2 separate regions of the Homo sapiens genome follow, and region 2 is linked to region 1. Evidence: chromatin loops called from intact Hi-C (ENCODE). Cell type or tissue: Caco-2. All regions are shown on one strand. Links, peaks and the distances in the headings refer to the core of each region. The heading gives the core; the rest is flanking DNA.

The links. Peaks named below come from ENCODE experiments on the same cell type or tissue, not always from the same donor. Only the 100,000 strongest peaks of a DNase experiment are listed, where the experiment ranks them.
Region 2: it touches region 1 in a loop (7-fold over the local background); 19 of 110 quality-filtered maps call a loop at or near these places.

The regions. Positions count from the first base shown.
Region 1 is chr13:76,470,117-76,480,206 of GRCh38, reverse strand. All of the region lies in intron 2 of LOC105370263 (a long non-coding RNA gene), which reads right to left. Among named protein-coding and RNA genes, the nearest start is that of KCTD12, 410 kb to the left of the region's middle. RefSeq lists a silencer at 6,402-6,561. In Caco-2, for the core only: a CTCF peak has its summit at 6,487 (motif pointing right); a DNase peak (open chromatin) is centred at 6,496.
Region 2 is chr13:76,008,699-76,016,698 of GRCh38, reverse strand. No RefSeq gene overlaps it. Among named protein-coding and RNA genes, the nearest start is that of LINC00561, 78 kb to the right of the region's middle. In Caco-2, for the core only: no CTCF peak of the experiment used is centred there; DNase peaks (open chromatin) are centred at 4,538 and 7,048.

The sequences.
Region 1 (10,090 bases), core at 2,091-10,090:
ATACATATATGTGTATATATGTACATATACACATATACATATATGTGTATATATGTACATATACACATATACATATATGTGTATATATGTACATATACACATATACGTATATGTGTATATATGTACATATACACATATACACATATACATATATACATATACATATATACACATATATGATGCAAAAATTTTATTTACTACCTATGCAAGCTGAATAGATGGAGAAATATTCAATTTTCTCATACAGAAAACCCCCATATCATAAAACTGTTTATTCTCCACAGATTGATTCTATTGGTTCAGGGAAATTTCAATCAAAATCCCAACAGATTTTATTTTTGCATCTTGAAAAACAGATTCTAAAATTTATTTGGCATAGCAAAAGCTGAAAAACAGGAGTTTCCTAAAGAAGAAAAATAATGTGGGAATATCCCCTTGCATATTCCAAGACTCATTATAAAGCCACAGTATTAGCTAGAGACATGCTATTCAATTAATGCTGAACATCAAGGTGACATTGATGCTGACACTCCTGGGGACCACACTGGAACTTCTGATCCTGAGCACACAAAACAGAATGGGACTGCTGGGTCAGAGAGAGGGAGTATATTCAATCTTATAAGATAATCTCAAACAATTTTCCAAGTGGTTAGACCCATGTCTTTTCCATTTGCACAGACTGTGAACTCCCACTCCATGCATCTAAGATTGATTTGTCTACCGTATTTTTTGCTAACAGGGTACATCTGTAATAGTATTTTATAGTAAATATTGCAAGAGACATGCTATTCAATTGTCCCTAATAGGCCAGGAGCAGCCCATGAATATACAGAAATTATATATAACACATAGCATTGCAACTACTTAGGGAAGAGTAGACTAGAAAATAAATGGGGCCAGAATATTTGTTTATCTCTATGGGAAAAAAACAAAATTGGATTCCTGCCGCGTACCATATACTAAAATAAATTCCAGGTGGATTAAAGACTGGAATATTAGGGGCAAAACTTTAAAATATCTGAAGAAGATATTTGGGTGAATTTTTATGACTGAAGTAGGAAATAATTTTCTTAACTAGGACTCCAACAGGAATGAAACAGAAAGAAACGGCATAAAGGAAAATACTGATAAATTGTATTGTATTAAAAACAACACCTTTTCATTAAGACATCACGGAAGTGGAACATATGCAACAAAACTGGGAGAAGACATCTGTAGCACACATCACTGATTAATTATATTAATTCCCAGAATATATAAAGAATTTGTATTGATTGGGAAATAGTGGAAATGCTGACAATATTAAGTGCTGATGAAAAGCAAGAGTACCGGACAATCTAAATATTTGTTCTAAGTAGACATCCCAAGGAAATATTTCTATGTGTACTAGAAGGAATGTGTAAAAACATGCAAAACATCAAAAATATGTTGAACATGAGCACAGAAATACTGCTGTGGACTAAACTCTCTCCCCACAGTTCACATTTTGAAGCCCTAACTCTGACTACCTCAGAATGTGACTATGTTTGGAGGTAAGGATTTCCAAAGGAAATTCATTTAAAATGGATTCATTGGGGAATGCCCTAGCCAATCTGACCAGTGTCCGTTTAAGAAGAGAGGATGAGGACACGGGGAGACACCAGAGTTGTTCACACATGGAGAAAGGCCATGTGAAGACACTGAGAAGGCATCCGCCTGCCAGCGAAGATAGGGCTCAGGAGAAACCCAATCTGTCAACATTTTGATCTTGGACTTCCAGACTCCAAAAAATATGGGAAAATAAATTTCTGTCGTTTAAGCCAACCAGTCTGTAGCATTTTATTTTGGTGGCCCTAGCAAATGAATACACTTACCCTGTTCGTAGAGTCAAAAGAAAAAGAACAGAAGAAAAAAGAAAAGAAAAAGATGACAGGTTGATGGGTGCAGCAAACCACCATGGCACCTGTATACCTAGGTAAAAAACCTGCACATTCTGCACATGTACCCCAGAACTTAAAGTATAATAAAAAGTAAAGAAAAAAATCCAAGTATTCACCTATAGTAAAATGGGCATTAAAATGTGGTCTATTAAAGTGAGGCAATATTATACTGGGGTGAATCTGAGTGACCTACAGTTCCTCATACTCATTGGGTAAATCTCTTTGAAATGTAACGCTGAGAAAACAAGGATTTAGAAGTATATTTTGACCAAGATGGCCTATTTCCTTTCAGTTTGACTAAACTTCAGAAAGGTTTCTTCCCGACCTAAGCCCCTGATCTCCCTTTTCTTAGTGAGTTTATTTTAGAAAACTTGAAATTGTAAATTCTTTCTCTGCCCCTTTAAGATGTGAATCTCCCAGCCTCTTGCCAGTTTTACAACATAGCAATGTGTTTCACATGGATTTGGGAGTTATTCTATGAAATGTAATCATCAAAAAAGATAGGGCCGTTATCTCTCAGTCTCTGGGGGAGGAGGGGTGGGAGCCTAACTTCTACTCTCCCTTAATTCATGCCAATTAGCAAAAATAGATGGCCTAACTGTATTTAGTGACCTCCAGGCTTATGTCCTTCAGAACCTTTGCACCAACTTGACCCAGTGTTGAAAATCTCTCCTGCCTTTTGTTTCAACATAGTTCACTCTATATTCCATATTGCGGTATTTGTGAACCTATTGTGGTCATCTTGAAAAAAGTCATCTTTGCCTGGTTACCTTGTCTGGTGCAATTTTACTTTGATAATGTAAAGCTTAATATCATTTCCTAAAGATTTCAATCAATAGAAATATATAGTTTAGAGGTTTATATACATATGGTAAAACCATTTTTAAAAACTGCAAAATTAAAGGCCTGTATTTGGAAGCTGATTTTCTTTGGGTCAGGTAGTATACACAGAATTAGTGATGTTCTAGTTCTTAAATTAGTTCAGAAGTTGCTTCGCAGTTGTATAGATATCTCTCTCTTTCATATATATAGATGTATAACAATGTATGTAAATATATTTAAATATATGAGTACTACCTAGTAAATAGAAACCAAAGAAATTGGTACTGACTCTGAGAAATAATTTCAAAAATGAGAGAAAGGAGCAAAACAGAAAAATAAAGCCAAACAAAAACAAATAAGTAACCCCAATAAGTGGGTGGGAATTGGCTATCTACATGGTCAGGTTTTTTAACCATAAACCACATTTGGGATGCACTTATGCTTCAAATAGGATTTTAGTCCTCTATAGACCAAATTGTAGCCTAATTATAGCAAATCAAATCAGGATTGCAGCATGAATCCATCATCATCATCATCATAACCATTCTCACTAATATGTACTTCAATTCAATATTAATCTTCTTTTACCAACAACCCTCTGAATATCATTTAAATTTTTGCTAAAAATAATTTGAAGCAGGAATATAGATAAAGCCAGAGGAACCGTCAGCAGTAACACAGTGATAGGTGGACTTTCTTTAATGTAACTCAGTGCAGGGGAATCTTAGTCCCTGTGTTTTTCTATCCCAACTCTCCCAAATCCAGGAGAATAAATGTGATTCACTAAGCACAGAAAAATACCAAGTTATGGCAGGTGGTGCTTGGGAACAGTGGCCATTCCATTTTGAGTTAGCTACAGAAGTTTGAAACAGAGCCAATCTGAGTTTGACTGACAGATGAAATGGTGGTCTCATGTAATCTTCACTGTTACAGAGGTAAATGCTTTTCTAATCATAAAAGCTGCATGGCCCTTTGACAAATATCCTATGAGCCCCTTTCCCTCCTGGTGTTATAATTTTCATTTTTTCATTAGCTTAGGTGTTCTGAATTTCCAGAAAAAGGAAGATTAGAATCAAGATCATGTGTAGAATAGTATGATATAGAAATTTGTGCTGTAGTAGAGTTTATTTTAATGTACTTTATGTCCTTACTTCCTTTGATGAATGCAAGCCTCTAGGCAGACAAGCACGACTTGAATGTTAGATTCCAATACTCTGTCTCCCAGGGACCTTGGAGGGTAGATAACATTACAGAATGGGCATCAATCAAAAGTATATAAGATTTTGTAGTGAAGAAGTTTATCTAATAGAGAATCAGTGGAGTGAGGCAAAAATTGCTGTAAAGTAGCAAGGAACTAATTTACTCAAGTTATTCTTTCCTATTACTTTAAACTTAAATACGTAATAAAAGTTTGAACATTTACCATATATAAAGCATTGCACTTAAGGAGATACGTTCTGGGAATTAAGTTTAGTAAAAACAATAGGTCAAAACCTATTGATCGAGGCTAAACCTGTTACAAATTTTTAAAAAATACTCTATTTAATTAACTTTGCTACTGGAAGTTGGAAGTTTTGTGCAACAACCGTAGATAACAAAAATTGTTTTAGCTGGAATTTGACAATAGAGGCAAATATTTGCATAAACAAAATTGCTCCCGGAATTAAACTTGTAAAAGCAAATAAGAGGCATATTTTCTTATTGCAACAATGCTCAAAGTTTGTAGAAATAATCTTTAATTTTATGTGCAGAGGAAATTGACTTTGCCTTTATGGTGTGCTATCTATATTCATGCAACCAATCATTTCTTAGCACTCTTTATGTGTCAGGCACAATTTCTGGTGCTGAGGATTTAAAAATTAAAGTCTGTGCCACCAAGTTACTCATTAGACTAATTGGAATGATCGAAAAGTGAACAGCTACCATTTTCTAGTCCAGAAAGATCAAATTATACAAAATTCAATCACTGACAGGCTCAGCTTAAGGAACAAATCACAGAGGAGGTGTGTCCCAGCTGTTTCAGAAATAATTAGGGATTGATCAGGTGGGTGGCAGAACAGGAACTCATAGTTGGGTCAGGTGTGACCGTGAAAGGGTAGAGCATTCTAGGCAGAAAGAGCTAGCAGGTCATTCATTCAGGAAGGAAAAATTCAGTCCTAAAAATACACTGAGATCCAGAAAATAAAAATAGCAGTTAATCCATTTGGTGCCTGGGTGAATTTGATCCTAAACTTGCACTGACCTCAAAACAGTCAGAAACTCAGCCGCTTTTTGTCTGTGTCAGTGCCAGTTCATTCATTCACTGGCTTCTAATTCTAAGTAATTTATTCTTGGTGTCTCTATATGTTCTACACATTCCGTACATTTTCATTCTTAGCAGTCATAGATCTAAAGATCTAAGAAGTATGTAGGGCAGTTTTTAAATTCCCCAAAACTTTTAGAACTTTCAAGATATATATTTCAAGATAATATATTGAACTTTCCAGCATCCTAGAGATACTCATGTCTCAAAATTACCCCCTCGTAGCCCAAGGTTATCCATCAGAACTCCTTAGATTTCACCACAGCTTATTATAGTGAAAAGACACCCACATGTCCCTGAGTGCACATTCAATTTATGAGCATCAAAGGACAGATGAGCATCAAAGACAGATTTAGATACATTAAAATGTAGTTTTTATGTTTATAATGATATGCAGCCACATAAAAATAATATAGTAAACACCTTGGACTACAAAACAGCTGTGGGGAAGTTTTTGACAAGAAAATATCCCAGTTTGAGAACATTAGATTAGACATGAACATAAATTAAATATATTATTAATTCATTTGGAAGGGTTGAACATTTAAGAAGGCTGTTTCTACCAGCAGAAACAAAGATGGAGAACTGCCAAATAGTTGTGAGTTGCTCAGAATTCTGCTTGGCTTCCAGAAATTGAATTGGAAGCGGATGTCTGCCCACAAAGTGAAAATGATCTTATTAGTAAACACATCTTTAAATGAGACACACACTGACAAAAATGATTCTTTAGTGGACTCCCAGTCAAAGGAAAAGAAATATTAGATAAGCTAGAAAATATGTCATAGTGCTCTAATTCTAGAATTTGAGAGTGACAATTTAGAGGCAATTTTCAGGGATGCTTGAAAAAAAATTTGTAATTTATCTGTGATTCGTTTTTTGTGACCAGTTTGATGAACAACAAGAAATGGCTGATGACATTTACTAAATATCTGAAAAAGAATGCCCAGATTCCATGCTTTTTAGTTCTGTTTCAGACCCTAGTATATTTACTTTTGGTTGGTCAGAAGCACCAAAACAGACTTTACAACAGGAATTTAAGAAATTAAAAAGTATCTGTTCTGAAAAGAGAAAAAATACTATTACTGATAAGAAAATAATCAATTTTACTTTATCAGTATTTATTATTGGTTCTCTGTATAGCTGTTGTTTTAAATTTCCTATATTAGAACAGATTAGTTTTTGCTTTCTCTGCATTTTGAATCAAAATTTTAGTGGCAGTTTCATATATAAGTGTTTAGTTAGGTATTTGGAGCTGTTTCAAGGAGGATGACTTATATTTCTTGACTTCCAAAACATGAATGAAGAAATATATTATATGGCATTATGTCACAGTTTCTTATGTCATACTTTTGACATGGTCCTCAATAGATATTTCTTGATGTCATTGAACTAGAGAGGGGTGTGGTAAGTTTAGTAGTTACCACCAGGGGGCAGCAGAGGCTGTAGGATCTCAACACATGGAAGTGGCTCTACTGGCTAAGGTGGGTACAGCCTTGCACTGTCCCTCCAGTTCTGCTGGGTTGTGGTTCATCTGAGGGTGATCATCAGAATGGAACAGGAAGTTTTTTTAAAAAAATTCTGGGACCATATAAGTATCAAATCATAATCTTTGAAGAAGTGGCCAGAACATGTCTAGTTTCCAAAACTATTGGTTATCTTCATGCATGAGAACAGGTAATAAGAGAAGGATAGGAAAGAGTTTCTCTGCAGTTGGTAGAAAAAACGATTAATCTCAAAGAAGAATGCCTACTTTTCCATGGGTTGACCCTAGGGAACTGTGGAATTGCTGCTGAAGTGCCAGAGTTTGGTCTAGGTCCTGCTGCTTGCAGCACAGAAAGCCAATCATTGAGATGATAAGTATTGCCAGGGAAGAAGGCTTTAATTAGGTACTGCAGCCGAGAAGATGAGAGATCAATCTTAAACCCATCTCTCTGACCAAGTACAATAGGGGAAGGAATGTAGCTAAGTGTAGGAGGGCTAAGCAAGAGAAGCTGGTCAACAGGAGGCAGGTGGTTCGTTAGACAATCATGATGGGTGAGGGGTCTGGGATCTCATTGTCCAGATGTAGTGACCTGGTAAGTATCAGCTCCTTCATACTTCTCCTTCTGGGAGGTCTGATGGCCAGTTTCCTGAGGAAGGAACTCAGATAAGACCAATGCAAGTTTCACACTTTAAGACCAGGAGAGTTAATATCTATGTGTATTCAAACACAGCAAATATCAGTTCTATGGGACAATTGTGCCAGTTTGAGTGTAATGGACTATAGATGGGATTTTCAGGGGCTTATTTGGGGATATTGGGTTTCATATTCTGTAGTTACATGGCAGAAAGAAAAGTAAAACAGACTTATTTTAACTGATAAGGAATAACTACTGACTCGTCTCAGCTGTAAGTTGACCCACAAAGAGTTCTGCTTACGCTCTTTTGTTCTGGCTCTAACTGCAGCTGCTCTCATGCCTCTAACTTACATCAGTGATTTCAGTGTTCACTTACATATAGAAATGCTTCCCTCTTTGGTTCCCTCTTTGTTAAGTTTTTCATTTTTGCATTAAAAGCATTGATGGTAGTTAGAACACAAAGTCTTGATTCTGTCTCAGTTATACTACCTGCCCCCCGCCTCCTTTTCTGAGGTAGAGTCCCTTGTATATTACCATCCTCTTATTATGCTGGACTCAGGAGTATGTAACTGTTTCTTTTCGTCTTCCAAGATGAAGAGTAAGAAAATAGGACGGGGCAGTGGCTCACACCTGTAATCCCAGCACTTCAGGAGGAGGCCGAGGCAGGTGGATCAATTGAGGTCAGGAGTTTGAGACCAGCCTGGCTAACATGGTGAAAACCCGTCTCCACTGAAAATACAGAAAATTAGCTGGGTGTGGTGGCGCATGTCTGTAATCCCAGTTACTTGGGAGGCTGAGGCTGGAGAATTGCTTGAACCTGGGAGGGGGAGGTTGTAGTAAGCTGAAATCGCACCAACTGCTCTCCAGTCTGGGTGAAAGAGCGAGACTCTGTCTCAAAAAAAAAAAAAAAAAAAAAAGAAAAGGAAAAGAAAATATCTTTATATGCGTATCTTTGAGCAGATTGAATCTAGAGTGGTCAAAGAGTAGCTGGATAAAGCCTGGGACAGCAAAGGGGATGTAAGCGCAGAAATGTTTAATGTTCTATGGAATATTACTTACAAAATAGGGTTTGTTTTCTGGGCTCAGAAGCTTCATTTGATCCAAGATAGACTCCAAGAATAAAGGAGTTTTTGTGATATTCAGTTCCTCTAACTCTTTTTGGAGCACTGCAAGCTCCTTTCCCAGCTAAGTTAATGAATTTGAATTTTATTCTGAGCGTGTTGGAAAGACTTTGGAGGGTTTTATCCAGGAAAAACAGGTTCAATTTATGTTTAAAAGAAAGGAATATAACTGTTCAATGATGAACAGATGGTAAGGAATAAAAGTAAAAGCAAGAAGATCAATTAGGAAAAAAATCATGATTTTAGATGATGTCATTTAGACTGTGATAGTAGTAATGGAGATGGATAAAGTAGACAGATATAGTACATGCTTTCAAGTTTCTAGATAAACTAGGTCTATTTTTGTTTGGTAATGTGTGGGGGCAGGATTTTGGAAGATAATGGTTGGAAAGCCTATTCTTTTTCTTTCAGTGCCCTTGTATAAATCTGTGAGCTGCTGCTTGTGCTCAGACATTACTATGCAAATTGGGTAAAGGAAAAAATGAATTTGTTCTTCTACAAACTACATTCATTAATTTAAGGAGATTAAAGTGTTTTCTTATACTCAAATTTGTTTTCTGAAGAAATGACATATTATGAAGAAACACAAAACAGAACACATGTGTCCTCACCCTACGTTATGTGGAGATAGGAAAAGAGTTCAGCAGGCAGGATCAAGCGTGCTGTGAAGGATGATAGGCAGTTTTTTGCGGGAGGCACTGAGGAATGCTTAGAAGTTTGTTCAAACCAGATACAATATTGCATGTATGGTCCTAAGATCAGTCTATCCACACATCAAGAGTGAGGTATGGATGTGTTTTGTTGGAATTGGATCATCACCGAATACACATTTTTCAGTTTTCCCTTAGTGTCCTGGGTTTTATTTCATTTGTTGTTGTTGTTGTCGTCGTCTTATGGTCACATGTGTGAGTGATTTTAAAAAGAATGTACCATCATCAGCCTGTGAAAGGACTGACCTAAGGGTCTGGCTATCTGTGTGAGACTTGTCTCTTTTGCCAAATAGCTGGACAAGTCACTTACCTTCCCTGGATAAATGACTGTGATATAAGGAGTTTTATTCAGTGATTCCAAATGTCTTCCAGCCCTAATAATTTGTGACTCTGATTTTTGAGGTTCATGTGGAAGCAGTGTGAACTCTTGACACCTTCAATGGGCTGCCAGTTTTTGCCTTAAATGAAGGAGTCTCATCAGCTGCATTTCTATCAGCAGTCTCAGAGAAACACAAATATTTGAACTTTCAGGGCAAAGAGAAACATAATGGCAACAGGTTGTTGCTTCAATCCCACTGGAAATATCTGTATTTTCTTCTGGGTGCATTGCATTCTCATTTTGGTGTTCCTTGGGATTGTGGTCATCTTTTTTTAGCTATCTTCTTTGTTGAGAACTGTTTATTTTTTTTATGTGCCACCTGCCCATTATTTCTCTTTCTCTCCTAAAAAATAGATGAGTTAAACAGAAGTAAATTGTCAAATGCCCCTGAGTTCAGAGCTTTCATGTTCTCTGTGCTGTCTGGTATGGCATGGATCACAAAGACCTTTGGTTACCTTTCATTGTCCAGTTGTGTTTTTTAAGGATTTACTTGGTACATGGCATTGGACTAATAGTAATGTTCTTCAGATTTCTGTTTTCTTTGTAATCTAATAATCTAATTTAATGCTAAGGCAGATTAATATTATGTAATAAATATATACCACCATTATATATCCATAATTAAAGTAAATATTTTTTAAAAGATTATATAGATAATAGGTTAGCAAGAAGAATTTCTCCTAGATTAGAGGGGACAAACAGAGGCTAAGTTAGACATAG
Region 2 (8,000 bases), core at 1-8,000, 460 kb after region 1:
GCATCAATGCCCGAGTTTAAATACTGGTTTGGCCTCTTGGCAACTGTGTCACTTTGAGCCAGGTTCTTAACCATAAATGTGAGGAGGATCCTTAAATCCCTTCCTGGACCGCTACAGAGGTTTCTGAAATTTAGAGGTTGTGGGAAACAGATGGAATATGCATCTCTGAGGCAAACCTTGCTCTTTAGAGATGTGATCTTGCATCATTAACATATGGAGTGGCTGGGTGCTGTGGCTCACATCTGTAATCCTAGCACTTTGGGAGGCTGAGGCAGGTGGATCACTTGAGGTCAGGAGTTCGAGACCAGCCTGGCCGGCCAACATGGTTAAACATCATTTCTACTGAAAATACAATAACTAGTTGGGTGTGGTGGCATGCACCTGTAATCCCAGCTACTGGAGAGGCTAAGGTAGGAGAATCACTTGAACCCAGGAGGCAGAGGTTGCAGTGAGCTGAGATCGTACCATTGCACTCCAGCCTGGGTGACAGAGTGAGACTCCATCTCAAAAAACAAATATTCAGAAAAAAAATCTTTTGCTGAAAAATGACTTTTCTGTTAGTGAAGTTCACCAGGCAATATAGTTTGTATTTTTATCCCTCTGAATCTCAGGTTGAAATGTGATCTCCAATTCTAGAGGTGGGCCTAGTGGGAGGTGTTTTGGTCTTAGGCATGGTACTGTCCTTGCAATAAGAAGTATGTTCTGGCTGTATTAGTTCAGGTGATAATTGGTTGTTTAAAAAGAGGCTGGCACCTCCTCCTCTCTCTCTTGCTCCCTCTCTTACTATGTGGCACACAGGGTCCCCGGCCTCTGCTATGAGTAAAATCTTCTTGAGGCCTAACCAGAGGCCAGGCAGTTGACAGCACCATGCTTCTTGTAGAGTCTGCAGAATCATGAGACAAATAAACCTCTTTTCTTTATAAATTACCCAGCCCCGGGTATCTCTTTATAGCAATGCAAAAGAGACCAATACACCAAATTACTGTGTTACCTGAGAATAAAACAACATTTCAGAGGTTCTTCTTAGGCAAATATATGACAGCACCAATCAACTATTTTTTCACAGAGGTAGAGATTGTTATGGCAGAGTTTGCAGACTTTGATCTCGATAGGGTAACGGGCAGAGTGGAGCGGACCTAGTAGAAGAATTCTAATATTCCAGTGTCAACTTATTCACTTTCCATACTGCAAATAGATGCTTAGTCTCAGAGTCAGAAACAAAATATGGTAGAGACTATGGCCAATTGGAAAGAATGTGTCTGGAATAAAGAGGTCAGCAGATACTCATTTCCAGCTCTGTTACCAGTGTGCACAGTTTTTAAAAAAGAATCTAGAAATCAGGACTTCTATGGAAACTCTCTTAGTATTTAAGTACTGGATCAGAATTTTTAAGCAATGTGATATGTGGGCTAAATAAAACACATTTAAAATTCAGATGAACCCCGTGGCCTCCAGTGTGAAGCCTTTGGTTTCCACTAATTCAATAGGGCCTCTGTGGGATCACGTAACTGGGGGAGGATGAGTGAGCAGGAGAGAACTAGGAAGGTGATCCCAGGGCAATGTGATGCAGACACAGAAACCCTGCCTCACCGACCAGATGAGCTGGCACAGAGCATGAAGGGAGGAGGAGGAAACAAGATGTGAACTGACAGACCACTCAATCAATTTTCCTTGTAATTAATGGCAAGTTTCTGAAGAGAAAACATTTCTGCCTTTCATAAACATTCTGAACTTATCTAGCACAATTTAAGTAAGTCAGATTAAAAATCAATTACTTCCATTCCTTTGATCTGTGGAATAAAACTTTGTTAGAAACGAAAGCAATTTTCTCATATCTTTTTTTTAATGTTCTCAACAATGCCTCTTCTGTTTAGTCTAGGGGAGGAGTAAAGTCTGTTGGCTAAAAATAACTGAAGAGTCATGTAACATCTAAGGGATTGGGGGTTTAACCAGCAACCCTTCTCTGCCAGATTTCCTCAATAATTAATAAAGATCCTGATCTTGCAAGTTTTTGATATGAGGATGAAATTCATAATATTTCTCTGAAAGTCAGTGTTCAAGGAATTGAAATCACCATAATATAATTTCCACATGTGATAGTTAGTGCCAAAAGTTTTGCAGTCTATGGTGAGATAGAGAGATACAGAACATATGATATATACTGGGCAATGAGATCACGCTCTTGTTTCCTAGCCCTGGGAACTTGGAGCAGAAGAAAGGAAAGGGAGACATTAGGAGGGAAGCCCTGAGCCTCACAAGAGCAGAGAAGTAAGAAACTGTGGATGAAAAGGGAGAACATGCTGAGAGGTATGAGGGAGACACCAAGAATAAGCAGCAGAGGTGAGTTTCTCACCTAGGACATCTCCAGGTTTCCAGAGTGGGGTGGAATGTCGGTGACCCACAAAACAGATTAGATGTGGGGTATCTCAGTATTGTGCTCTCTATCCACCCATAGCATAGGCTCTCTGGCACAGGATCAAGAGGCACTGAGACTGGAGGAATATTCTTTTTTTTAATTTTTGTTTATTTATTTATTTATTTTTGAGACAGGGTCTCACTTTCGCCCAGGCTGGGGTGCACTGGCCCAATCTTGGCTCACTACAGCCTCCACCTCCTGGGTTCAAGTGATTCTAGTGCCTCAGCCTCCTGAGTAGCTGGGACTACAGACACACACCACTGCGCCTGGCTAAGTTTTTGTATTTTTAATACAGACAGGGTTTCACCGTGTTGGCCAGGCTGGTCTCGAATTCCTGACCGCAAGTGATCTGCCCGCCTCAGCCTCCCAAAGTGCTGGGATTACCGGCATGGAGGGACATTCACCAGCAGTCAGCACCCACTTGTGGCACAACAAATCGAAATTTAACTTACAATTTGTAGAATTGATTTCACTTTATCTAGTTGCAAAGTCATTTAAAATTGTCCACCTCAACTTTTCTGTTCTTCACTCCAATTCTGAAGGTGGCTAAACCAGATTACTGAGAGACAGGGATTCGATCTCTGAATAATCGTAAATTCAAGTCCACTCAGCAAGTGCTTTTGAGCACCAGCTACATGCAGAGCTCTGAGGCAGAGGGAGAACAAAACCTAAGAAATATCTCCCGCCTTAATGATGTTCACATCCCAAAGGTAGAACCAAGGTTTTGAGAAAGTTGCAAATACAAATGCCCTACAGAAAAAGAAATATATTAACTCTCACTCCTTCACATTAAATTGAAAATAACCGATTAGGAGCACATGTGTAAGGACACCTCTGGGTATTCTTACAGAAGATGAGTGAGCTTCCACAATGCAGAGAATGTTAGTTTTAAGCAAAATCCTCCGAATACATGAAGAGAAGTTTAAGATGCCTTTTTAAAAAATCTTACTTTCTGTGCTCTACAATTTTTGCCCAAGGACTGCCTGCCCTGTTTACCTTCCACTGTGGTGACAAATAGATGGTACTTCCCTGGGTACCAGGGTATTCTATACTGCATATGATTGAGTACAGATACAACTAAGAGAAAGCATTTCTGCTAACTCATTGTTTTCTTCCTATTTTTCAGGTATAATTTCAGAGAACCTGTAAGAAACCTCTTCAAGCTATTGCAAGAAACACTCACTTCTAAAAATAAAGAGAAATCTGTTTTCCCTACTTGTATTTCAAGTTATCTAAAAGTAAAACCAATTACACAGTGATTATCTATTGCTCTTTAAATCTGCTTTATACGAAACCTAATAGGGTACAGGGTTTTTAGAATTTCGCTTTTCCTTTTAGATATTTTACTCTCTATCCTTGAGCCATCATTTTAAGTCTATGAAATTTTATTTTTTCAACTCTCACAGGCAAAATGGCTGCATCTCCACTGAGTTATATTGATCTAGTAGGCATCTGAGGCCTAAAATGATGTAACTAGCAAAGGGTAAGTCTCCTGGAAGTTGATGTTTTGGTTCACACAAATTTCTACCACGGGGAGATGCTTGACTTATCCTAAATTACTTTTTCTTCTCCAAAGTTGGGGAAGCAATCTTTAGCAATCAAAATTTCTCAAGAAATATTCCAGCAAGCCAGGGCAGTGCTGGAGTGCCTTTATTATTTCTGTTTGATGTACTTCAGAAAGAATGAAAGCACAGGAAACATTCCAAACTCAAATACCATTAGGATTTGTGAACTCCAGCAATAATCTAAAGTGGAGAAAAATGTCTCATTTTATGAAGTGCACCTTGTCTCACTTCCTGAAAATCTTACAGCATCTTCAGGTGAAGCTTAAACCATCCATTAAGAGTGTAAGTCAAGTGTGTAATTCTTGGTAAACAATTTTTCTTGGCAAACCCAAGTGAAAGTTAATGGTGCTTGAAGATACTTTTGAATTTCTCCAAAGGGAGGTTATATGAAGGCTGAATAGTTTGGTTTAGAGATATTAAGCGGAAATTCACAAAACAAAATAAGAACAGAGAGCTGATCACTTAGGTCTAACCTGATAGGAGGACCTGGTATCTTGGTCTCTTGAGATTATCCAGACAGCACTAATTTTAGGAATTTGGCCCTGTTTGCTTTAGATCCTTTCTTCTGAGTCACTGGAATGCCCTATGGTGTAGGCAAACGATGTCTTTCCTTCCCTTTTCAGGCATTTTAGGTTTCAGGCATTACCGTAAAGAAATCTGCCAGCTTTTCTTAAAGTTAGATAGAAAAAAATAGCATTTTCCTGATTAAAATCTGTTCTGTAGTTTCCTCCTTCAGTAAGTAAATTAATGAAGACAAGTAGCCCCTGAATAAGTGGACATGATTAGCATTAAGTCAACCAGAAAGCTCTACATGGCACTTAACACCAAAAGTCAATGTTCCCCAAGCCACAGACAAACTTCTTGAGCGTCTTCACAGAAAAAAACAGCCAAAGTTCCTAACACGCCTTGAGGAGGACAGTGCACTCCCAGCTAAGAACCACTGATCTTACCCAAATCCCTTATTTTACAGATGAAAAAATAATGACCAAAGAATTGAACTCTCTGTCACTTAAAGAATGAGTTAAGATCAGAAACCAAACCTCCTGACTTCAAATTCACGCACTCTACTAAGATGAGCAGGTTCTTCCTATTGCTATAAGATACACATATTTTTATCATAAAGAATAAAGATAATCAGACTCTCTGAAATTTGTTTGAAAATCATCTTGAATTATTTTCTAGCTCTTCCTGATATGGACCCTTACTAACAGTCACTAGAATGTGTCTTCCCTATAGGCCTTGGGAATGACTGTGAACACACATTTCTATATCAAGACTCACAAATGCCCAGCCTGGGCAACATAGCAAGACCTGATCTCTACTAAGATTCAAAAAAAAAAAAAATTAGCTGAGCAAGGTGGCACGCACCTGTAGTCTCAGCTACTAGGGGAACTGAGGCAGGAGAATTGCTTGAGCCCAGGAAGTTGAGGCTGCAGTGAGCCACGATCATGCCACTGCACTCCAGCCTGAAAGACAGTGAGACCATGTCTCAGAAAAAACAAACAAACAAACAAAAAAGAATCACACATGCAATATTTAATGAGTTTTGCTTCATCCATCTTAAATTCTCATGTTTCTGTAGAATGATTAATTTGATAAGTAAATGAAATAATATATTAAAAATAAATTAGTAAATTATAAAAACACAAATATTATTCATTTGTATTTGTATTTGTTAGTACTGTACAGTTTTACGATTTAGTATTACCATCATTATCTTCTCTGTGACCTGAGGCCTTTATGGAGTTCAGCATTGAAGACGGCATTCTTCTAACTCTTCTCACTTATTTTCCTTCCAGGAATCTTCTGGATATAATTATCAAATTGGTATTTAAATGAAGAATCGCTCATAGCTTTATAATTATAGCCTGGCTTTTTTACCAAGGATAGATTAAAATATGAGACTTGGTTACATTTCCTTTTATGTTTTGGTTGTTTCATAGGCTTTCTAAGTATATTACTATTCCTTTTCTTATTTGTCAAGATATTTTTATAGTCCACTTTTTAGACATGTGAACTTGGGCAAATTTAGAAGCTTCTCTGAAAATTAGTTTCCTCATCTGTGAAATGGAAATAAAAATACCTACCTAACAAAGTTTCTTTTTGGGTTTTTTGTTTTGTTTTGTTTTGTTGTTTTGGAGACAGAGTCTTGCTCGTATACCCCAAGTTGGAGTTCAGTGGCACGATCTCGGCTCACTGCAACTTCTGCCTCCCGGGTTCAAGTGATTCCCATGCCTCAGCCTCCCGAGTAGTTGGGATTACAAGTACCTGCCACCATGCCCAGATAATTTTTGTACTTTCAGTAGCGACGGGGTTTCATCATGTTGGCCAGGCTGGTCTCGAACTCCTGACCTCAGGTGATCCACCCTGCCTCAGCCTCCCAAAGTGCTGAGATCACAGACGTGAGCCACCGCCCCTGACTCAAAGTTTTTTCAGAATTAAACTATAGTATTTTTCCCCAATCCTCCTTTTTCTATTTTTAGAATTCAAATAAATAATTGGAAAAAAATGGGGGCAAAAAAATGGACAATATGTTAATATTATGCTTATATTTGGATAAATACGACTTAGATTCAGAGACTAAATCTATCAGTAAACCAAAACTCTATTGACTAATTTAATTTCTTTACATACTACTGACAAGAATTGGAGTCCTTTGATCTAGAGTACAAACAGCAGAAGTAATAACTACTCATCTACTCATCTGTTTCAAGAAACTAAGAGGATAAAGAGCATGGAAACCCAAAGCTCATAAAAAGGATAAACCTAGGTTTAAACAAGGGCGACAGCTTATTCTATATTGATAAGTTAAACAATAACTTACATTCAAGGATCACTTTACAGTTTACAGAACACCTTGGCTTACATTATTTTATGAAAACTGAAAGTCAGTAGAACCAACAATATGTGAATATATGGGTATGAGTAATAGAATTCGATGATTATATAAAGCTAAGAATTTGACTAACAGACTCAGACCACAAAGCACAATGAGAATAAACAGGTGGCAGTGGAGGAAGGGCAGGTTAAAGTTCAAGCTTAGTCATATTTTTTAATTATTAATACTAAGTTTCCATTGAATGGACTGAGTATTTTTGTTACTGTGTAAAGCAGAAGTTGTCAGAGTTGTGATAGAGCCAAGGTTGCATTTTCTGGGAATCTGGATTATGTGACCTATATTCCCCCCAACTCTTAGATTCTATGAATTGATGGTGAAAAGTGACCAAAGAGTTTAAAGAGGCACAAAAGAGAAACAATGTTTGACCAAGATAACTTATTAAGCAGAGTATATGACTCTTGGAAAATAAAATCAACATGGCCACATTCTTGGAAGATGAAATCTTCAAGAATTTCAGCGGATGGTATCCAAGTTCAGATAGAGTGAATTTGTACAAGAATTGTACACAATTCTAACCACCTTACAACACATCAACACATCAAGAATTCAATTTTTAAGAATTGCTTAAGAAAATAAGAATTAATAATCATCCCTATTGGTCCAGTAACTTAATTCCAGCAGCAGCTATGTACCTGTCTAGTTACAGGTTTTTCTTCAAAAACTAAACCACATTTAACCATTTTTCCCCACACTGGGCATCATTTTTCTTCTCTTCTAAGAAGTAGTCTAAGAAATTATACTCTTTGTGCAGAAAGCGTGTTCTGAAAACACACAAAATAGGGACTTGGGAGGGGCACTTTGTTAACAGATTGTGTGCTTCGGTGTGTGTATGTGAAAATGAGAGGCAAAAATACAGAAAACTGACAGCAATTGAGTCAATGTTCTTCACAGAAAATTTCAAAGATCTTTCCACTGACACAAAACAAGAAAATAACAAGACTACGAACACCCCAGGAATTTCAAAAATGCTTCACAGGTCCCTAATAATTACACAAACAAAATTCTTTATTTCTGAGATATGATTAAACCTCCACAACTAATATTTCGTTCAGCTCTCAGTTCTCTCTCCACTGACCAAAACTTTTTAATGAGATAACGTAAATTTATGTTAAGAAAGTGT